Linked DNA regions of Homo sapiens: regions 1 and 2 are each linked to region 3. Evidence: chromatin loops called from intact Hi-C (ENCODE). Cell type or tissue: B cell. All regions are shown on one strand.

What was found. Peaks named below come from ENCODE experiments on the same cell type or tissue, not always from the same donor. Only the 100,000 strongest peaks of a DNase experiment are listed, where the experiment ranks them.
Region 1: a loop joins it to region 3, with 2.5 times the contacts of the local background. A loop is called at or near these places in 13 of 110 quality-filtered maps.
Region 2: a loop joins it to region 3, with 18 times the contacts of the local background. A loop is called at or near these places in 49 of 110 quality-filtered maps.

Annotation. Positions count from the first base shown.
Region 1 is chr3:107,673,364-107,681,363 of GRCh38, forward strand. All of the region lies in intron 3 of BBX (BBX high mobility group box domain containing), which reads left to right. Among named protein-coding and RNA genes, the nearest start is that of BBX, 150 kb to the left of the region's middle. In B cell, a CTCF peak has its summit at 3,546 (motif pointing right); DNase peaks (open chromatin) are centred at 1,428, 2,068 and 3,458; H3K4me3 peaks cover 1,065 bases; H3K27ac peaks cover 4,017 bases.
Region 2 is chr3:107,933,992-107,941,991 of GRCh38, forward strand. No RefSeq gene overlaps it. Among named protein-coding and RNA genes, the nearest start is that of LINC00636, 55 kb to the left of the region's middle. In B cell, a CTCF peak has its summit at 4,293; a DNase peak (open chromatin) is centred at 4,240.
Region 3 is chr3:108,402,493-108,410,492 of GRCh38, forward strand. MYH15 (myosin heavy chain 15) reads right to left here. Exons shown (of 41, transcript NM_014981.3): 32 at 5,788-5,912; 33 at 2,846-2,961. Among named protein-coding and RNA genes, the nearest start is that of MYH15, 100 kb to the right of the region's middle. RefSeq lists enhancers at 4,335-4,434, 4,495-4,554. In B cell, a CTCF peak has its summit at 4,290 (motif pointing left); DNase peaks (open chromatin) are centred at 4,279, 5,049 and 5,569; H3K4me3 peaks cover 977 bases; H3K27ac peaks cover 2,282 bases.

The DNA.
Region 1 (8,000 bases), 730 kb before region 3:
ATGTTGATAAAGGCTCAACAATTTCTAATAAAATGGCCATTTAAAATCTGTTTTTAATAAAGCTTTAATCTACATTTTTTTAAACCCAGCATTTTGGCTTCTGTACCTACCTGCCCACCCCAAAAAACCTTCACAGGAATCATATTGTTTCCTTTTTAACAGTTGTATAATTCCCCAGAAAAATTCAGAGCATAGGCAAAAGGTAAACATTCTAAGACTCTCAAAGAATGAAAATAATACTGATTAAAAGTATGCCTCCTTACAATAAAGTTTTCTGTTTTATAAATTGCTGCTTATTAGAGACAACCGGATAATTATTATAGTAAGACCCACTTCAAGTTTTTTTTTAGAAATTTCTCTTATTCTGGATAACATTTGACTACTGTAAACTCTTGAAAATTATCATAAAATACTACATGTAGAACTATTTTTAAAATAAAGAAGCCCACTTGTTAGAAATACATTTCTTCATGTATAAACACATACCTTTTCCACATTTGGAAGTCTTGTTTCATGTAAAACACGCATAGAGCAGTTTGACAAAAGAGGCACTGTCCTCGTGACAGTCTTCAAGTATTTTATTTATGTTGGTGGACAGATGTGAACTGTTCTTTACAAGTGGTATGGCCACAAAATGTAAAATTAATCACTCTCTTTAGAAAAAAAATGCATTCAAACATATATGATAGAATTTGACGCAAACCATTAATAACACTTGTGATGATACATTTTTCAAGGGAAAAGAACGTGTCAGTAAATCATCTGTAGTCCCTTAAAAATTGGAAATACATGTCAGAGGAGCCTGAAAATTAGGCATTCACATGTAAATATCTTTGGAAATTCTGACTATGTAACTAATACCAAAAACTGCCTTTTGATTCTTCTTGATTCTTTTAGTAAGTACCGTAACGCCTTCGAGCCAGAAAGGTGTGTCTGAAAGTTCTAACACACACATTGTAGGATTCCTAAGTCATTGTCTCACTACCCTTCTAATTTTTCACAGATTATTCCAGGCGTTTAGTAGTAACATAAAAAGACCTCCTTTGTACTGATTTTAAACTTTTATATCACCTTGGAAGTTTTAGACTAGAAACCCTTGCGCTAGTAATGACTTTGGGACTCTGGACATTTAGCTGGATGACTGATCCCAGTGTATTGTTGCCAAGTGAAGGGAAGACATTGAGGCGTGCGATGCGTAGAATTGCTTTGACTCACTTCTTTCCCCTGGCAGCGGTTGCAGCCTGGCGGCAGCAGTACCAAATCTGTGTACTTGCATGTTTGAAAGCTGCTTTTCTTAGGCTCCCACAGCAGTTTGTATAGAAGAGGAGCCAAAGTAAGACATCTAAAGAGACTTTCTCAAAAGCAATTCACATGTGATCTTACAAAGAACTCCTTTTAGATTTGGTCCTATCACTACACTCCTCAGACTTCTGTTAAAGCCTTTGCTAAGAGGTAGTGTTAGGGCAAGGCCTGGTAAGTTCTATTGTGTTGAATTTGTTGCAGAGTGTTTTTAAGAAGTAACAGGCTTAGAGTAATTTAGAATGTAGGGGCCAGCCATCTCCAGACACGAAAGAGGGAACCTGAGATTGACAGGTTAGATGATTTAGCTAAGGCATGCTCCTGCTTACAGAGTCCAAGTTTTCAGACTTCCATTTATGTGTGCATTTATTATGTCAGAATATGGTTTATGAATTGTAAGAAATAAGTTGCAGAAGAAAGAAAGGACATTTTAACTATACCATAAATGGTGTCAACTGCCATTAATCTGATAGGAAGATCCAGATTAAAGTTTCAGACCCTGGAGACTGGAAAGGGTTCAGAGCTGAAAGAATGTATAGTGTATCTGTCCTTACTCTGTGATATGATGAGAGGCAAAAGATGGCAGTTTTGACGGAAATCAGAGCTTTTCTTCTCAGATACTGAGGGTTAGTTTGTGAACTTCTGTTTTTTGGCCATCATGTTTTGAGCACCTGCGGAGGAAATCGTGCTCCCTCAGCCTCAGCTAGTTTAAGGACTGTGCTGATGGGAAGCAGAAGCAGCTCCTTGTGCCCTCTTAGTAAACAACACAGATTCTCACTTCAATAACTGATGAGTCTGTTCTGTTGTCTCTCAGTCCCCTTGTCAAAACCACTGATCTGGATTGCTCTACAGAAGCTGCTTTGCCCCTCTCTTCTCATGATCATGGAGGAGCTCAGTTTTAATACCGTCGTTTGTGTCTGATACACTTAGGCAGCAGTTCCCTCATGGACCTTTTAGATCAAAAATGAAACTATAGTACCTTAAGAAGCTTTTAAAGGAGACATTCTGTTACTATTTGGGGAAGAATAAAAAGGCAGTATGATATAGCGGAAAGAGTTCTGATTTTGTGGTCAAGAGACCCAGAGCTTAACTCTGCCACTAATTGGTTTGGTGAACTTGAGCTAACCTTTAACTCCTGTGGGTCTTTTTATTGTCATCTGTGAATTGGGGGACAAGATGATCTCCAGGGGCTGGATTTGCAGTCCCTATCAAGTCTATATTGAAGGGTTTCATTTTTAGAAGAGTAGCTCTTTAAACTATCCTATAAATTAAATATGACACCAGAAATAGCAGTGACAAATGGAGAATTTTCCTAGGGAAGCCAGTTATGATAGGCTACAGAAAACTTTTTAAAATAAAAACTTTTTATTATCACACAGTAGGAATGCCCTCCAAATAAATTGATAATTTCTGTTTTACAATGTGGGAATCTGAAAATATCTAGAAAATTAGAAGCTTTTAAAAAAAATTATAGAATCTGCTTCCAAAGATCAAAAGAAAACAAAACAATGAGTCTATAACTAAGGTAATTTAGATAGATGTGGATTTCATCTGATTAAGTTTAATTATAAATTGTATCTGAATTATCATAGACTAATACTATAAATAAACATTTGGTTGGATATCAGTCTTCCATTTTGCCTTATGTATTTATGCTACATTAATTGGTTTCATTAATACCATTTAATTGATCATAACTTGTGTTACTGCCACCCTGATGGTAAAAGGAGCCTTTACAGCTGTGTACATGTAGGGACATGGTACCACTTTCACAGCTTTGCTGGAAACACTATACTGATTTCTAAATATCAGACATAGCTTATTTAGAACAAGTGAGTTTGTTTTCATAAAATGTAGGGCAGCAGTAACAGTAATTACTGTCCTGATATAATGATGCTAATCTTTTATCATCATCATCTGAAGTGAATGATAAAAGCATGTTAAATTGAATCTCCTTTCTAACTTGTGTTATGCAGCCATTATAGGTCCTGGACCACTTAGGAGATAACTGGGCTGTTCCTTATTCTTTGTGGTAGTGGCAGATATTCAACTTGAGATTTAAAATCAATATTACCAGTCAGAGTTGTGTGTGTTTAAAATATGTTGTCCACCAGCTCAGACCAGTAATTGGTGAGAAAGCGGTGTAAGGGATAGGTGTTTTTTCATGCAGAATAGCTTTTTAAAAGATCATTTCATCAAGATTTAAATGTAAGCAAGCAGAGAAATTTTATAAAAACATCCACTAGATGGCATCTTGTAATTGTGTTTAGCATTATCCTGAAGCATTCTTGACTAGAGGGTATAATTGGAACAGGTTTTTATTTTTTTCTCTGAAGGTTGGTTGTTCATGAATATATGGATTCATATATACTTTAAAATAATCTTAAGTGAAAAATTTTAACCAGTCATTTTGTCATACTGCCCACTCATCATAGGAAACGTTTCTAGAACATTCCTGATATGTTCTCAAACATAGCATGACATTGGTAACCTGTACTAATAACATTGGGAAACTTGCTTTCATAACCATTTTACATTCTTAATTTTATAAAAATATGGAAAGCATAGAAAACTGGTCCCCTGCTAGAATATCCATTAGTTAGAAAATAAGCTTTGGTATTTTGCTTTGGTAGGGCATTGTGCTTGTGGCAGAGATACAGATTATATTTCTGGTGTGGTTCCAAAGTTCTTTTAAAGTTCTAAGAACCACTGACCTTGATCCTCTGAAAAATTTCTTAGTGTTGAATTTATTTTTCAAATACAGATGCTCTTTGACTTAAAATGGGGCTACATCCTGATACACTCACTGTAAGTTGAAAATATCCTGTCAAAAAATGCGTTTAATACATCTAACCTTCCAAACATCATAACTTAGCTTAGCCTGCCTACATGCTCAGAACAGTTATATTAGCCTACAAGTGGGCAAAATCATCTAACAGAAAGCCTATTTTATGATAGTGTTGCATATCTTATGTAACTTATCGAATACTAAAAGTTTTTCAAGCATGTTTAAGCTAGGTTAGGCTATGATATTCAGTAACTTGGGTATATTAAAGACATTTTCCACTAATTATATTTTTAAGTTACTTGTAAGTTGAGAAACATCTGTATTAACAAGCTAACAATCTTATTCTTAAGTGCATACAAATTTACCAATGATTTGGTTAATCTCTTTAGCCTATTAGTATTTTTAAAAGCTTATTGTTTACGGAACTATAAGTATACCCCAACGTCTTCTTTTTTGATTTTTGAATTATTTGTATTTTAAGTTAAAGAAAAGCTAGAAAATAGAATTACCAAAAAGAAGAAAACCTCATCCATAATTTTATCACAGAGAAATAATGTCGTAAACAATTTAGCATTCATTCTTTCAGGCTTTTTTGGTTTATGTGTATATAAGCACATATTTATTATGTATTTTTTTAAAGGAATCAGGCTCTTATATTCTATGCAACCTTTTTTCCCACTTATCTTCAGTGTCTTTTTATGCCAATAAATGCATTTTCATGGAATTCTTAGTCACTATAAATTGTTACATTTTAACCAAGCTCCTGCTGTTTATATTTTGCCCCCCACCCCCATTTTTTCTCTACCCACAGATTTTTGACATGCAGAGATATTTCTTTACCTAAGGGTATTTAGTGAGGAGAGCACTGGATTAAAGCAGCATAGGTCAACCTAGCACAACATCTGGTTAATAGTAGGTTCTCAATAATATTGAATGAATTTTTTACTTTTTTTGGTTACATGAGTTTAATGGTTAGAAGTTATTATGGGCCTAGCATGGTGGCTCAAGCCTATAATCCCAGCACTTTGGGAGGCAAGCCGAAGCAGGAGGATTGTTTGAGCCCAGGAGTTTGAGATAAGCCTAGGCAACACAGTGAGACCTCGCTTCTGCAAAAATTTGAAACATTAGCTGGGTGTGGTGGTGCACGCCTGTAGTCTCAGCTACTCTAGAGACTGAGGTGGGAAGATCACTTGAGCCCAGAAGGTCAAGCTACAGCAGTGAGCTGTATTTGCACTACTGCACTTCAGCCTCGGCAAGAAGGGCAAGACCGTTTCTCAAGAAGAAAAAAAAAGTTGTTAATTGTAGTTTATTTCAAGTTGACTTGAATGTTTATAGTCCATGATTAATTATGATGATAATGATAGCAAATCTTCATTTGCACTTACTGCAAAGCACTATTCCAAGCAGTGTATGTGTATATAAAAATGGCTTAATCCTCACAATGAAATAGATACTGTTATTATCCTTCCTTTTACAAATGAGGATGCCAAGGCACAGGGAGGTTAGGTTTCTTGCCCAAGATTACACAGTTTGCAGCTAATAATTTATAGATGCGGGTTTACAAATTCAGGAAAAAAGAGAGTTCACAGTTAACATTTGTGTCAAATCGCATGAGATATGAAGCATAGACAAAGTGAAATTAAGCAGGATGGTCTAGGATTTCTTTCAAAGTCATATTTAAGGGCTTCATTAAAAAAAAAAAAAGCCAAAGATTTGTGTAGTTCTTTTGAAATGGCGTCTGTGCCATTTTCTTATTGAATATAAGATCGCAAGTTGTAAAGTTTGTAGTCTAGATAATAGAGATTACAGTTATGTTTGACACCGTACATATCTTACTTTGACACAGATGATACATAATTTTTAATTTGTATGGAATTTACATATCATGGTAATAATTTAATGCATATTACCCAAAATTCAGGCTCATAGAGTTTTCTGGGCTTGAGTCGCATATTTTCTCAGCTTTGTCCAGGTCCTGCTGTGCTGAATATGGAAGCTGTGTGGTTTCCCAGCAGCAGAGCCATTGATCTAATGAACATTTATTAAGCACCTAATATATGCCAGGCACAACAATAGCACTGGGCATACAAAGATAAATAAAATATCACCTCTTCAAGAAGACATAGTGTGTGGCTAGCAACATTGAAAAGATCCATCCCAGAAACAACAGGATTCTGTTAAAGTGCTTGCTTACTTGCTTTAGGATTGTTTCTTTATAAAATGGAAAAAATAAAACATGAACAAACAGAACCAGAAAGGGATTAGTACAGTCCAGGCTTTCTCTTTCCTCTGAACTTGTACTATGGGGGCTTTATAAAAAAGCCCCTCTCATCTTGATGTCGTAGTACCTAAAATTCCTTCATGAAGACTCATTAAAAATTACTCTTCCCCAAAGCCATATTTTAAAATGAGTTTTAATTTATTATGTTACTTAACCCTTGTTGTCTCATTGGGAAAGCCCAGCCTATGACAACCTGGAAGGACTCAGAACTGGCATTTTAAAACAGAAAGTCTATCAGCAATGAACAGCTTCAGTAAGAAAGCAGGGTCTGAGTCCCTGGGATCAGGGAAGGCTGGGAGGAACAAGTGTTCAGTGTGAATGTAATTCAGGATTTCAGATACTTCCTGCTGAGCCCATAAGTGTTACTGTGGCCAGAAGGCTGTCAGACTTTGACAAGTGAGCCCTATTTTTGGATGATGGAGAAGCAAGCCAAACCTTCCTTACTGGCCACATGGGGCTTTTTGGTTCTTAGGAATGTCTGGAAAAGCTCCTCACAGACCAAAGTCGAAGGATGGCATAAATGAACACATCTGGCTTCCCTGTTTTACCTAGAGCTACTCCTGAGTTGGACTTCTTTATCACCGCTTACGAGTACCTCTTTACAAAGCCAATATTCCAAAATCCAAATAGGATTTCAGAAGCCCCATATTTCTAAGAGGAGGCCAAGGGGTGTAAGTGGTAGTAGACATGCAGAAAGTAAGGGTGAAGTGGTTTCCAAGTAAAATGAGGTTGTTGATTGACTTGAAGAGGTGACAGAGCCAAATTTATGAAAGCATTAGGGTTTCCCATACCTGACAGTATGGCTTGTTGGAAAAAGGAGCAGAAAGAGGCTGAGTTTTCTGTCAGAAACCACTGAAACCACTATTTATGTAATATTTATGGGAGACCATGTGTGATTCAATTGAATTGCTCTGTCTCGCTATAGCAGTTTTTAAAAGCTTCTTCGATTGTTGACCGGTCCGTTAAGACATGCTGCCCATGTAGATAAGGAAGACACTCAAGTTTCAACATCCACACTAAGTGATCATGAAGTTCTTATGGTTTAAAAAAGTTCAGATTTACAATTCCATGTAACCTTTCATTAATTAAACAGATTGGATCTTTGTTACTCTTCTGAAAGTTTTAGAATTGCACTTCATGTTTTAGAAATGACTCATCAGCTTTGCATTGCTCTGCTGACTGGAAAGCCTAAACTTGCAGAAGTAGTGTTTTTCACTGGATTTTGGAGTGTGCCTCTTTACGTGTGTTGTACCATGGTGGCCCAGCATAGAGGGTATAGCGATTGACTCCCTTCCTGTAATGCTTTTCAAAATGACACCTGAATGGTGGAAGCCCTGATGGTAGTGCTGATAAATAATGCTTTAGAAACCTGTTTTAACAAAATTAAGCCAATTTGGATAGCTTATAAGTAATCAACACAAATAGACACAGAAATATTAATGGAAGGTTTATGATATCAGGATTGTTAGCAACCAGAGGTCACGTAGAAAATATTTACGTCCACCAAGGATGCCTTAAGCATATAGTAGATGAGTCTTGTATGTTCCTGGAAATAGATGGGGAAAGGTTTAGTTAATAATGGTGTTATGAAACGTCTTTTTTAAGGAGTCTTAAATTATTTTTAAAATTCAA
Region 2 (8,000 bases), 470 kb before region 3:
TAAATATGCTATGTCCCACATGCTATTAAATTCATGCAATAAGTTCCTAAGTTTAGATATTATATTTTCCAAATTCCATAATAACCATATGGCTTTCTTAGCCATTTTTATTCTCTTTGAAACTCTTAACCTTTAATACATACCTAGTTCCTTTGTATCCATTAACATAATAATCTTTATTATTTTAAAGTCATTTTCTGCTAATTTTTATATTTGTGAGTCTGCTTCTATTGTTTGATTTTTTTCTCTTGATTATAAATCATACCTTCAATTTTCTTTTCATGTTAGTAATTTTTAGTTATCTTACAGATATTGGGTATTAAAAATAACCCCAAACAAAACAAAATAATGACAACAACAAAACAAAATGTTCAGATGAAATGTCTACCAGCAAGGGTTCCTCCTATCCTCTGATGGGCAGACAGGCAGAGATTGTGCTGGATAGGAGGTTGAGTTGCAATTTTTAGCAAATCCCAGCTCACCTTTTATTTGTCCCTGATTTTTGCAGAGGTCAATTTTGGGCTTTTGATGAGAAGCCTAGCAGCTACCTGTCTCCACAGTTCTAAATAGTTTGCTCTTCAGAGGTTTAGAGGCTGTATCTTAGATATCCATGCCACAAAGGTTCAAATCTGGCAAATGGTTTATGAGGAAAAATTGTTGGACATTTATTGTAAACCCGTATTTCTAACAAGATGTTGTTTCTCAAGCACTGCAGACTACAGCAGATTTTATTTTCTCTTTCTGGTTCTGCCCCTTTAAGACTTCCCCACCATTCCAAAACATATGGAAATGAGCCTTGCATTTTGCACTCTTCTATTTTCCCATCTATTATGCCAATCCCATTCATTCACCAAAACTTCTGCTGATTTTTCTTTTACCCAGTAAAGTCCTTCTCTTTGGCCGAAATCTCATCTTCAGCCTTTACCTGCAATGAACAAATGCTCCTTGGGAAGCAAACAGCTGGTGATTATAAGCTCATGTAGGAACTTGAGTTTATCTAGTTCCTGTTGCTTCCAACAAGATAGTGTCTTTAATGACGCTTTCAGTTTACCTGTTTTTTTTTTCTTATTGCAACAGTGTGTGTGTTAGCCTGCTGTGACCATCTACTTCTTTTTTTTTAAATTAAAAAAATTTTTTTTTGTATTTTTAGTAGAGATGGGGTTTCACCATGTTAGCCAGGATGGTCTCCATCTCCTGACCTCGTGATCTGCCCGCCTCAGCCTCCCAAAGTGCTGGGATTATAGGCTTCAGCCACCGGGCCCAGCCCATCTACTTCTTATCTAGAAATGAAAGTCCCTCTCAGATGTATAAGGGGGCAGAAATTTTGGAGCTTGAACGGACTTTGGCATGTGCTCAGAATTGTAAAGTGATGTATTCAAGACAAAAAACAAACAAACAAATCCAAAAAAACGATAAAGCTAGAAATTGGACCTGAGGTAAACTTGAGGGAGGTCTTCTGATCCCATCTATTATTCAAGAGGACAGGGAGCAGAGAAAGAGAGGAAGAGAGAAGATATTGTGGAAGGCTCTACCTGAAACAGAGAGCAATTCTGAAGTTTTTGCTCCAATTCTGGAATTCAGAAGTGACCTACCCTCAGAAACACTGGAAAACACACTTAGGTCTTTTGAGCCAATTATTACATCTAACATTTGCCTATTATTATTGTTGTTGTTGTTCTACCTGGTTTGAAAACAGGATTTAAAATAATTTGCCAATGATGAGAGCTCCTCTGGGGAAGGTTACAGATGAGGCAAATAGGATGATAATATAGAGGGTAAGAAAGGCTGTTATTAGAAAGCTGAGAATATTACTTTTGGCAGGGGTACATTGGTAGTTGAAGGAATTTCAGGACTAGGTGATGTGGGCTCATGAATTACTCCACTCAACAGAGCAAATGAGACAAGACTGGGTTCCTGTCCTTTGAAAACATAAAAAGGAAATGTTTCGATCCTTTTCTACAGGGAAAGTTGATCACTGTCACTTTTCCCCCCTCTATGATTGTTGAGCTAGTCCAGAGTGCCAAAGTAAGGGAAGAAAAAGTACAAGATTAATGACGAGATGGGATTCTGGAACTGAGAGCAGAGAGACCCATCCCTTCCCGAGATGCTCCTCACCCTTCCACTCACACGCTGAGCTACTGAAGCCAAACTTCACCTCTTATATGGGGAAGGAAAAACATTTGAATTTGCAGAAAGTCAAAGTCATGAGAAGATAAAAGAAATGTGATTAAAAATAAATGTGATTTTTATGTTTTATCTTTAATGTGGCAGTAGTATATTTATTTAAGTTTTGTGGTATTTTGTCCTGCTCTTGATTGAAATTGTATGTCTCTAGTCAAGCCTAAAAAAGAGGTTGCTAAGCAATTTAACAATGTAAACAAGTAAGAGGGGGAGAAATGTTCAGGATCAACGGGAAGCAGTGTGTTTTTATTTTCTTAGAAGAACAAACTGAACAAACTGTATTTAAGAATATTATCACACTATTGTCTACATGCAAATGTGTGCTGCTATTTGTAAACGAATCACATCCCTTTATTAAGGAAGGATGTCTATTTGTCATCTTTGCAGCAATTCCAGTAATAAAAAAATGCCCATTTCTTTAAAATTATGCGCTATTGATGGCAGCTAACATTTCTGGAGTACTTATTATGAACCAGGATGCTAAACAAGGATCACTTCATACAAGCTATTGCATTTAATCTTCACAATTGTTTTATGAGGTAATTACTAATATTATCCTCCTTTTTAACACGTAAGAAAATGGAGACTTAGCAAGGTTAAGTAACTTGCCCAAGGACATATAATAAAGGGCAGAGCCCAGTTCAATTTGATTCAAAAGCCTATGTGCTAATCATTTTGCAATAATCAGAATGGTCTTTCAATAGCTGCAAACCTGTGGTGCAAAACTTTCCATTGGAATGATGGCCAATCCAGTGGCTTGGTTTCTAAACAACTCCATTCCTCCTTTCTGTTCTACTCAGCCAATCACCTTGATGACCACTCTTCTCTCTCAGTCCACAGTGGTCAAGTTGTGTTGCCTAAAGCATGAAAAAGGGAAATGAACAGTATGAGAAAGCAAGATTGACTTGGTATCTTCTTATTGCTACCCTCTTGCTGGGTCCCAGCATATCACCTTACTAATTGTATAGCCTATGGCAATAAACTTTATAATTCTCACCTCTGAAATTAGGATTATATTACCAATCTTGCAAAATTGCTATAGGAAAATGAAATACTGCATGAAAAGTGCCTAATTCAATGCAGACACATGATAATGTTTGTCATATATGAGTTTTCTTCCCCTTCCTAATTCTATCTTTAATGCATCCTTATGCTATATCTTTCTTCAAAGTCAGAACCTTGTCTAGGAGATTTTTAAGCACTGTGTTGTTATCTAGACTTTGCATATAACTCACAGAAGATTGTGAGATGACTAATGTGAAGACATCTTTGGACAAGCAATTATCAACTTCCTACCTGATATATTCTCATAATGTGAATACTTGCTTTAAAAGTACTTCTCCAAGGTGTGTATGTGTCACATTTTCTTAATCCAGTCTATCATTGATGGACATTTGGGTTGGTTCCAAGTCTTTGCTATTGTGAATAGTGCTGCAATAAATATATGTCATGGAATACTATGCAGCCATAAAAAAGGATGAGTTCATGTCCTTGATAGGGACATGGATGAAGCTGGAAACCATCATTCTCAGCAAACTATCGCAAGGACAAAAAACCAAACACCACATGTTCTCACTCATAGGTGGGAATTGAACAATGAGAACACATGGACACAGGAAGGGGAACATCACACACCAGGGCCTGTCGTGGGGTGGGGGGAGGGGGGAGGGATAGCATTAGGAGATATACCTAATGTAAAAGTTAATGGGTGCAGCACACCAACATGGCACATGTATACATATGTAACAAACCTGCACGTTGTGCACATGTACCCTAGAACTTAAAGTATAATAAAATAAATAAAATCAATACATAAAATTAAAAAAATAAAAGTACTTCTCCACTTTAAACACTACTCAATTATCTATTGGCATAAAGATTGCCCGCCCTCTACTCCACACCACAACAAATAAATCCCATGATAACATACCCAAGAAGCAGAATTCAGGATCCCTTCTCTTCATTTGGAGTCTTCTGGAGTTGAACAGCTCTTGAGTAGGGGGCACTTTTTTGCTGTAATAAATTTGTCTTTGTGACAAACTGAAGCCACTGGCCTCCAGGTGGAGCTGCATGAAAGAAAGAGAGAAGTGAAAAGAGGGAAAAATAGGTTGGTGTTCCAGAGAAGTAGATAGCCTGAGAAAGACTCAATAAAACCAAGATGGTACATGGTCCTCAGGGGATTTTCTAGGAAAAGAAGTGACATGCAAACTGATTCAGCCAGTTTAATTCCACAAGAATTTGAAGAGACTGCCAATGTGCTCAGCCAGCCCCAGTGTCTGATGCAAGAAAAATGAGACATGGTCCCCAGGAAGCTGGCAGTCTTTGGGAGTGGCAGCACATAGGCATGGAAGAAGAACATCAGGAGACCATGTGTAATTCAATGGTAAAACGGTCATGCAGCTTAGGACATGGTTTCAGAGGTGAGAGAAAAGCTATTTTGTGTGTGTGTGTGTGTGTGTGTGTGTGTGTGTGTGCGCGCGCTACTACGTTCCAGGCACTAAATTTGATGGGTTACATAAATTATCTCATTTAATTAATCCTAAAAACAAACCTTTGACATGAGCCCATTTTAATGGCAAGGAAATGGAAGCAAAAAGATTAAATAACCTGCCCAGGAGCCAACAGCAAGCGAGCTGTAGGATTAAAAGTTAAACCTGTCTGAATTCAACACCTATGGTCTTGAAAGGCCTGAGCCATTTGCTAGCCATATAACTAAACCCTCCTGACTCTTCTGTGCCTGTTTTTTTAATGGGACAAATGGATATCATATTGCTGTATTTGAATTGTTTGGGGGTAATCCTTTGCTTCTGCCCTCTTCTTCAGCAATATGACCTTCACTTTGGCCCTGATAATTGGACACCTCTTGCTTTAACCATGTGATCCTGCCTCCAAATGGAGGCTGCTGAGACCAAGGTAGGCACTTGACTCAAGGGAGGTGTGGTGGAAGGAGAGAACCATGGCAACTTTGTCTGTCCTGAAGCCTGATGGTTCAGTCAGCTTTTCCTAGATTCTGTGAGACTACGCTATAACTGTACAGTCATCTCCCCAACCCCTATTCTTCTGTTTTCTTGAGCTGAATTGAGCTTCTGTTACCACAACCAACAGATCCCTGACTAGAACAAATACTTTCCATGGAGTTATTGTGAGGAATCCATGAGATAAGGTAAATTAGAAAGGACAAGATCAAGGAGACCATAGCTATTTATCTTAGTGAGTAAAATAGCAATTTGGCCTTTATAATTGGATCCCAAGATTTTCAGTTTATGAAATGTTTCATTACGTCAAAAGCAGGATATGCGCAATTTTCATTTTTACTTTTCCTGCCAGGAGAAATCAAAGTGGCTGATAGTCATGTTAAACTAAAGACGCAGCCCCAAGGTTCTCTGTATTTTGGACAGAGAGGCCCCAGGCTGGTCATCTGGTAACCACTTTAAATTGGGTTTCCACTGGAGCCACACTGTACCCTGAGGACTCTTCCATAGGAGATGTAGATATCCTGACTGAATGATGGACTGCCTGACTGGCTGGCCAGCCATACTGCAATCTTCACCTGTGTGAAGGTTCTGAGAGAAGTGCGCCACTCAGATCCAACAAGCTGTTTGACCAAGGACACTTCTTATTTGATTTGGTTCAATTGCATCGACTGCCCGTGTCACTGAAAATGATCAAAGCAATTGCATATAGACACAGCCTGAGAATACAAAGCTGCTTCTTTAAAACAAAAAAGCAAACAAACTTCACACTGGACATTTTAAGACTGGGTTATTTAGTATCATGGACGCTTTGCCTTTGGGATGTTGATTTAGTAGGTTTGAAAAGATGGCCAGAGACAGCATACTTTTTGCTGGCATCTGATTTGTCACATGGTTCATGTTGCTTTATTTATCATGGACCACAGGGTGCCAAGGCTTTCTTTGCTTCTTGATAATTTCAGTACTTCTCAGGTTAAAGTGGAGCCTTTGGATCTGGCTCTCCTCCCTAACCCCTTCCTTATGCACCGCACATTCTCTTACTTTCTCTGGGGATCACACGGCTTCTTGCATTCTCCAACTGCAGTCAGGCAGCAGAGGAAGCAACATTTTTGTTAGTGAGTTTTTCCCCCGTGGCTGCTTTATTACTTAGACCATGTAAATCTCAGTTGGAGGGTGGCCTTTGTGTGAACCTCATTCTGAATCTCAATTGACTCGTGCAAAGACAGTCCGTATATTTTCCTGCTACTTTTTCACTACTTTCATCTTTCTCAGCTTTTGCGTATTAGGATCAGTTATGGTTTTTTTTTAAATAAAGTATCTTTTGTTGACAGTATTAGAGCTTCCCACTCCAAGACACTGCAGGTTAGGGCTTGCTTCCTGCAGGAGAATTTTGGAAGAGGTTCATGGGAAAGGATCAGATGCCATATAGATACTGTGATGCCTTTAATCCATATGATTTTTTGGGAGAGAATGCTGAATCATGATGGGTGTTTGGTGTCCTTTAATTACCAAAGTTATCAGGAAAAGAAAGTGTACCACAATCTCATACTGATGGATTACATTGCAGGCACTGGAAAGAAATCTTTTTCTAGAACAGCCTTTGTCATGGTGGAGGTGGGGGTAGGGGGCTGGCACTTCCCATTTGCCCATTCTGTGTACTAGAATCTTAGCGGCAAAGGTCAGGTAGGGTTTAGCCAAGTCCGATATCTATCTACAATTATATCTGGATTCGTTAACCTAGGACTTGATGAATTTAACAATAAATGTCCATTAAACCTGTATATGATAAATACATCAAGTATAAAACAATGGCAAACATTTTTCAAGTACTTACCACATGCCAGGCAAGAATTCTATCTCATCTTTTCCTCTAAGCAACTCTACGAGGTCATAATAACAGCTAAGATTTATTCAGCTCTCACTCTGTGCCAGGAACTATTCCAACTGCCATGCATGCCCTTATTTACTTATTTCATTCTCCCAGTAATACTGTGGGTTATTTAGTATCATGTGGTATGGGCACGAGTTTTCAACCCATTTTATAAATAAGGAAACTGAAGTACACGCAGAGAGGTTAGGGAACTTGCCCCAGGTTGTAAAGCTGACAATGAGTGAAGCTGGGATTCACACCCAGCTGTCTGATTTCGAATCCCATGTGATAAATGATAACCATCCCTCAAAAAATACATGGTGAATGTGGACTAGTGAAAAGCTCCAGTTTCTTCTGTGACTAAAGGAGTCATTGCTGCTTATAAATGAGCAGGACTTGTCCACTATCAGATTCTGCTGGTCCTTGTGGCTCCTCCGCTGTTTTGGTGATGGGCAGCCAGTGCTAGAATGGTGGCAGCTCTTTGTGGAACTTTGATGCTATCTGGAGCTTATTCTCCATCTCTGCTATTTCTTAGATTTTGCTTTAAATACATTCTTTGTCTGTTGATTTCTATAGAGATTGGCTCCCGCCAATACTTTCTGCAAAATAACCTGCCTCTAATTGCCCAGAAATGCCTCTCTCTGGGTTTGTTTACATGGCACTGTGACTCTGTCTGCTCAGAACTGTGCCCTCCATGCCCTGTCTGTGTTTCTCTCCTCTATTAGCATTCTCTGCCATATTAAGGCTGTGAAGAGAGCCACATTTCCCTGCCTTTGCTAAAAAGAAACGTTAATATTGGGATTTCAGCTAAAAAGTGAATATTCCATTGGATACCTCTATGATACAATTAAAGAGATTTAACCCCAGTAATAATACCTCCAGAGTGTTCTGGTTTGTTTTAAGCATTTTATACCCACTATCAAGTTGGTTACATAAGACAGAGTTAAGACAGAGTAGGAAAGAGGAATGAGCATGGG
Region 3 (8,000 bases):
ACTACAGTGTTAAGTAGTTGCCACATCTCTGTGGCAAACAAAACATGTAGCTAGCAAAGCATTTAACATCTGACCCTTTAGAGAAAAAGCTTGCCTAGCCTTTCAATCAGTGATCAACCCAAAACAAACAAGCACAGTATGATAGAATAAAGAAGTTCAGTGCCTCATTCCCAAAAACACCTCTCTGGGTGTGTCTGGGAGAGCAGAATACAGCTCAGAAAGACCATGGCTGTGGACCAGTGTGATGACTCTCACATTTCAACATTTCCTCCAATCAGAGAATTCCCTGAAGATGCAGGATGCACCTGACCAACCTGTTGTCAGCTCAGTCTTGGGCCATGCAGTAGGGCTTGACTAACATGGCAATTATGGCAATGATTTGGCCTTCAAGCTAGCCTTGTTTCCTGTCTAATAAGATGGGAAGATCAAAGCCAGCTACCAGCTCTTCTTCTCCTTCCATCAGTGACTGCACCGTCACCTCCCTACCTCTACCTGTGTCAACTATAACATTATTTATTTATTATAGAAATAAATGGAATACCCTATCATCCAAAAATGTCTATGAAGCCCTGACTAGAATATGAGGCACAGTGTCTGGTGAACATTAAGCACTCCAATATCTGTTGAACAAGTGAAACATATCACATACATACCAGCTGCTTGTACTTTTCACCCCCAACAGGCCTCCAGGCTGGGCTCATTCAGAATCAGGCCTCACCAGAGTGGAAGACATGGCTTGGCAGCAGAGAATTAGTTGAATGAGTTACCCAGTTTGCTGTACTATCAAGGTTTTGCCTTTGCCTGTGGGTCTCTTTCTCTTGCTTTCCTGGTCCCTTTAACTTACTTACCAGGTCCTGTCTTCCTGGGCACCTTCTGTTTCTGTGGAGTTAATGATGGGTTATATGGGCATAGGACCTTGAACCTGATCTTGCCCTCAGGCAATATTTTCCTTGTTCTATAACTTCCCTGGCTTATCGTTGATTGCTTGGAATCTTGTGTTTGGCTTTTTTTTTTTTTTTTTCCTCCTGGCATTCTATTCAGTTTCCTTAAGATGCCCTTGCTAGCCCCAAAGTGAAACTATCAGATTAAACCTTGGCAGTTTGGTACAATCTGTGCTCAGAGCAGAAAGGGTCTGGGCTGGTATTTGTGATATTTTGTAAGATAAGCTCATCTTTTCTTTCTGGATCTACCTATTATAGTTATTATGAATCATTAACTAAAATTTATGAATAGCTCACCCCCCTGCCTCCAGTCCACCCCTTCTTTTCTCAGCTCCTCATGGCTCATGCTTATCCTTCAGTTCTTTCTTCTTCCAGCCCTAGCTCTTTGGATCTCTGGCTTTTTTTCGCACTAAGATTATTATAATTGGTGAACTGCTCTACGACATTCAGATGTAGCTGACGAGACACAGGCTCTCTGAGGATTCATTTCTCCTCAGCTGGGTTTATTTATAGGCACAGGTCTGATATTACTTGAAATCAGTGTTATTTGTTGCTTTTTTTTTTTTTATCTGCACAAGGAGACATTCATTTTTATTCCTTGTGGAAAGAAGTAGGGCAAATATCAAGGCCCAGGGTTTTTGCCCTTCATCAAAAAAATTCTTTTAGACACTGACTCAGAACCTCTTAAGTAGATCAGAATTCCTCGCCACAGTCAGTCCTGTAGAAGAAAATGCCAGTGAGTGAGAGCAAAGATAACTCAAAGCACATAGAAGGCCAAATTTGGCTTGACACCCTCATTAAAAAATTGACCCCCTTGAGAGTTTTGTCTAAAAATGGGCTGTGGGAAAGAGGTCAGTTCAATTGAACATGTTAACAGGGTTTTTTTTCTTTTTCTTAAAAAAAGACTGTTTAACAAATACATTGAAAGTAAGTTGCCAGTTGAATCTCAGGCTCAAATGATTTTTCTTGCTGACATATGGCATTGACTTAAGGGAACAGATTAGATAATATAATCATCGTTAATTCCATGTGTTTATAATTGTGCCTTTGATCTACAGCGTGTGAAGTGCTTTGCCAACATCAGCCTACTGATCTTCCTCACCACCTTCTGTGACATGTAGGGACTGCTTTTATCCCCTCACTTCACTGAGAAGCTAAGAAGTGGAATGTCTAAAGTCATCAGCTTGTTATGACAAAGCTAAGAAAACATTCTGCAACCCATGAGTCCTGTCTAATTCAGTTTCCTGACTATTAAGACTCAGCTGCTTTAACAAGGATTCAATAAGCAGCTTAGCTCTTGGCTTCTGCTCCTCTTCAAACAAATGGCTACAGGTACAGGCAGGGGGTATGTGAAAACTTCACTCTGGTCTGAAAGTACAGCACTGAATTTTTTAATTTTTTAATTTTTTTCTCCATGGCTCAGCATTTTCAGTCAATTTCTTAATGCCCAAGAACGTGGCATTATAGGGACACGCAGACAGTATGCACAGTCCTTATACATATAATCATTTATTTGGTGTTGTCTTGAGTCTCACATGACAGTAGAAGCTCCTCAAATATAAGAAAATTATAAAATCTGGCAATAATCGTATATAGATAGCTAGTAAGCTCACCACTATTGATATAAAGGAATATCTGTACACAATTGTGTATAAAGGGATATCTAATTGTGTATAAAGGAATATCTATACACAATTGTGTATAAAAGGATATCTAATTGTGTATAAAGGAATATCTATACACGATTATAGATATTGTATATAAAAGAAAATAATATAGAGTTACACTAAGTTTCTTTGGTAATGCTCCAACAGGGGCCATAAAAGCAGCCAGACATAATGAGCTCTGTTTAGTCAAGGATTCAGAAATACATAATTGTTACACATCAAAATCATCTTAAATACCTAAAATTTTCTATTTCTTCATCTTTCTCTGAAAGCTTTCTTTCAAGTTCTGCTTTAGCTTCCAAGAGTTCAAGCTGGAAATGAAGAATCTTGCTTTCATTACGTTCCAGGGCTCCCTGGAATACATAAATAAAAAGCATTAAATGAAGTCCACTTTTAGACAAAATTGTATTTTTTACCCAAAACATATGTCGCTAATGTAGCTCTCTTAGAGTTACTGGGAGAGATATAGGTTCAAGCCAGGTCCCTAGAGATTGCAACACAGTGAGACAAGCAACTGCTTTCATTTGTCATTTCACTTATAGATTTGACATTCTTAGGTCTTTCAGCTGTAGCTCCAGAACTAGAATTTTAAAGCCTATTTTAAAATAGAAAATTTCACTCTTGTCTGTGACTATATTTAAACTTTTTAATGTATTACCCTTGACTTTTTCTAACATATTCCAACTTTGGGATAAATTTTAAAAAGTATCAGAGCTAGAACAAGGAAGGTGATAACTCCTACCTGGAATCTTCTATTAAATTCTGGACATCACGAGGGGATAGAGGAAAAGTTGGATGTATTCAGAGAACAAACAACAGGGTAGTGTCCAAATATTGTCATATGAAGAACAAATAAAGGAATTTACAATGTACCTGACATGTAACACTCAGTGTGAGCCATTAACACCATAATTGGTACCACTACTGCAAATGAATTTCTTTGACAGGCAGAAGATTCCTTGCCCCTTTGTGTATTCAAATATAGTTAAGGCAATTATTTGCAGGGATGTTATAAAGGCAATTCAATTCTAAAAGCATAGGTTTGGCTAAATCTTTAAAACCCGTCCTGAAGCTAAAAATGTATATAAAAGAAGAAATCCAAAAAACACTTACAGAATACCAAGGATATAAGGGCATAAGGGGTGATGCAATTTTGTGGTCAGTTAGCTACAGGCAGTCCTAAGGGCAGAAGTAATTTTTTCATAGCCTCTTTTGAGGCGTGCTTAGCAGATATGACAAAATGTAAAAAAGTAAAACTGAGTTGCAATTTTAAAATAAAAATAAAAAGATGATGGGAATTTTAATAAGACCTCCCTTGATGTTATCTTGATACTACCTTCAATATAAAAGAAAATAAAATTGCTAACGCACACTCAAAAACAAATGCTTGGATAACAATTTCCTCAGAGGGAATAGTGTAGTAGTTCCTTCAAGAGGAAACTGTCACCTCTAACCCTCTAAAATGCACTGAGAAAGTGAATCTTTAGGGAACATGACCTGGGATAATGTGAGTTTTATGGCTTTAAAAAAATCTGATAAAGTTTCTCATAAAGGCTCACCCAGGAAAATAAATAACGCAATGTTACAAATACATGTCCAAGTTGATGAAGTATTTATGGATGTGGCTGAGGACAGAAGTGGAGAAAATGCGAATAGAATGTGTTGCCATCTAGTGGTACTAAGTGGTTTGAGCATTATGGCCTTCCTGTCATTCTCACCCTTGACCCACGTGATGATCGACTGAATACACAAAGATGCCTCTGTGTTATACAGGACATAAATGGCCCGTGCCAGTTGTATTTTTCATTGGCTTGTCATAGTACTTGAAATTTCTATCATAAAATTTACTTCTTTCAGTTAAGGTGGTGGCTTCAAAAAGTCCCTTGCCAGGATAGCCAGAGAACCAAAGGGAACGAGTAAACAAAACAAAGTTCACCAACTGTGTAAGGACCAGCTGTGCTACAGGGCACCACACTGCCAACGAAAAGGAGTCTGTATAAAGTTAGATAGCCTCAGGAAACATTTATGTATAACAGGGTGAGAGCTGCTGCCTGACAACTCTATACAGAGGGTAATATGGACACATTTGCTTGGAAGTTTCTTCTGGAATCACAACGGTGAGGTAAATTTAACAGACAATGCTTGGCACAGAGTGGTCCTTTGGGGTCTTGTTTTCCATCGCCATACCTTCCAAGAGACCCCTGCCTAACACTGACTGCCACACCTTTCAAAAATCTTTTTTCTTTTTCTACTGGTGGGAGGATCAGGGCTGTATTTTAATGTGTCTGAATACTTGTTCAAAGGCTGAGTCAGGAAGATGAAGTTCAGCTCTGAGAAGAGGCTGCACAGGGCTTCTTAACCACCTAAGAATCATGATAAGATGACTTCCTTGTTAGTTTACCTTCTTTGGCGAAATGTCTTCTTAGAGGTCCTTTCAATTGCTAATGCACACCCAGAGATACAGCCAGAGACTTTTCCTGAACTGTGAATCCATAACACTGAAAACCCTCCTGTCAATCTGCACAAAGATGAGCTTTCAGAAACAAATGTTTGACAACATCACTTTGAATCTTATTTCTGAAACTACCGAAAGTTTTTGGGGAAAAAAAATTGAAAAGCTTTTGTGACTGACTCTTTAAAGAGGGGGCAGCTATGAGAATATTTATTCATTCAACATTTGACAAATATTTACTGAGCCTCTACTACATGCCAGGCAATGTTCTAGGCCAGTGCTTCTCAAATATTAATGTGCATATGAACCACCAAGGGATCTTGTTAAAATGCAGATCCTGATTCAACAGAGATGGGCAGAGGGCTGAGATTCTGAATTTCTAACAGCCTCCCAAGCGATGTCCATGGGCCACATGTTGAGTAGTGAGGGTCTGGGCACTGGGGATAAACTGGTGAACAAGATAGATAGTTCCTGTTTTTACTACAATCAGGAGATTTGCATTCACTGTTGTGTATCCTGCTCTCTGAGTCTCAATTTCCTCTTTTATAAAATGGGGACAGTAGTTTCCTACGGTGATTATATTAAAATTATGCATTTGGCAGAGTGCCTAGCATATAGTAAATAAACATTTGAATACGTGTCCTTTTGTTGGTGCTGCTGTTATTGCTGAATGCAGATCTTCTGCCTTGTCACAGTGAAAACTTTCTTTTCTCCCTGGTGATAATACCTCTGTTTCTTCCAGTGTCACCTGGACTTCTGTCTTCTCTTCTTCAATTAGTTTCTTGACCTTTTCCATTTCAGTTAAGTTCTTGGTCCCTTCTCTAACCTGGTTTGTCAGATTAGAAATCTCTTCTGGAGACAGAGGTAAGAAAAACAAAGTTAGTGAATGGGCTCAGTCTCAAACCAATGATACCAGGCACAACAGATTCTTCCAGCCCACTGGAACAGTGACCTCATGCCACCCTTGGTAACTTGATGACCTATCCTATATGGGACCGAGAAATTTTAAAAGGGTATTCATTTTTTCATATAGTCTTTTGCCATCTGAAAATTGAAAATTGTCTACAACAAATGGTGAGGGTGGTGCTTCAGAGTATTGTACACTGGACAACTTTTGCAACTTTTACATGACAGTCCTGCTCATTAGAGCCATTCCAGGTTCCACCTGGAGGAACACAGACCTGGAGTCCCTACCCTTCCAGTGTAAGTGCTTAGCTATCAACATTAGTGGCTGCCATTGTTTCAGCCACCACTCAACACTGCGACAGGAACTTAAAGTAAAAGCTGGATCAATATCTGCCAGCATTCAAGGCATGGCCCCAGATAGGCCAGAGAATCAGAAGGGGCCCAAGGAAGACAGTGGCTTTAGCTCAAGCACTTGAGTGTTTTTTCCTAGCCTCTCATGAACATAAGCCTTTGACAAACAGAATAGGGCATCCAGAAGTCACAAAACCTCTTCCACCTGATATTGTTATGGTCAGTTCTGCCTTTAGTACCTAAGAGGTGTGGTATAGGGCCAAGTAGCTCAGAGAATTACCCAGTTCAGAGGTGGTGGAAGGAGCTCAATAGGTCACCTGCTCCTCTGGTTCTGAGATCCTGGGCTGTGATGTGATATGATGAGAATTTTTAGAAGTTACAAAGACAAATATGTTAGATGGAAATTTTCATTGCATAATAAATTCTTCTCTGAGAAGTGCTCTCCTAAAGATGGGTTATCAAGAAGAAAATCAGGGAAGAGGTTCTCAACTCTGACCGCACCTTAGAATCACCTGGAGAGCTTTGGAAAAAGCTCACTCAATATTCAAACCCCGCCCCAGTCCAAAGGTGGTGCCCAGATCAGCAGCACCGGCCTCACCTGGAAAACTGTCAGAAATACAAATCCTTCAGACCTACTGAGTCAGAAACTCTGGGGGTGGGCCCCAGCCATCTGTGCTTTAACAAGCCCTCCAGCTGGTTTGGACGTAGCTAAAGTTTTCTAACCACTGTTTTAGCACCCGTCACGTCTCCATCTAGTGCCTTGATCATAGACTATGTAGGTCAACAGAAAGTAAGCTTCATTTACGCCTCCAACAGTAATGAACTTGCTTCCAGGGCATCTCAGGGTTTTCATGCACATTGCTGTTGGTGCTGGGATAAGTTGGCAGCCTCTTTGAAGGGCTGTTTGGCAGTAAATCAAAATTTAAAAATTCATTTCATTACCCCAGCAATTTCTTTTCCAGGGATCCATTCTACTGAAATATTTTTACATGTGCATAAATACATGTATAGGGATATATAATGTAGGATTATTCATATTTGTGAATAATTGGATCTAAAATGAATAAAGTCTAGTTAAATGATAGCCATCTTTATTACAAAACACTATGTAGCTATTAAAAAGCTTATGGTAGGTCTCCATGTACAGGCATGCAAAGACCCACAAGGTACGTGGGAAGGTTGCACAGCTCAGTAGTTAAGTGCGTATATGCTGGAGCCGTGCTGGCTGGGCTCAAATCCCAGATCTGCGACTTATCAAATGTGAATTTGAACAAGTTACTCAACTTATGACCTATATAACCTTCATTTTACAGATGAGAAAACTAACACTAGACTATTCTGAAAATTTAACAATAAATAGTTAAACAGTGCCTGGTACGTAGTATGGGCTATAGAAATATTCATTAAATCGGGAAATATATTCATATATGAAAAAAAGGTGTAGAACAATATGCAATTTGGGTAAAAACTACACACTTGAGTATAGCACACATGGAAAATCTTGGTACGGTTGTGGATATCAAGAAATTTTCAGCACTGGCTTCCTTTACAGAGGGGAACTGAAGTTAAAGGTAGGAAACTAGTCTTACTTTTAGAATTAATTTAATACAAACAGCATCTAAAGTAAAAAAAAAATAAGTCAAACAGAAGTATAAAAATTGAAAAGTTAAAACATGTTGGGAA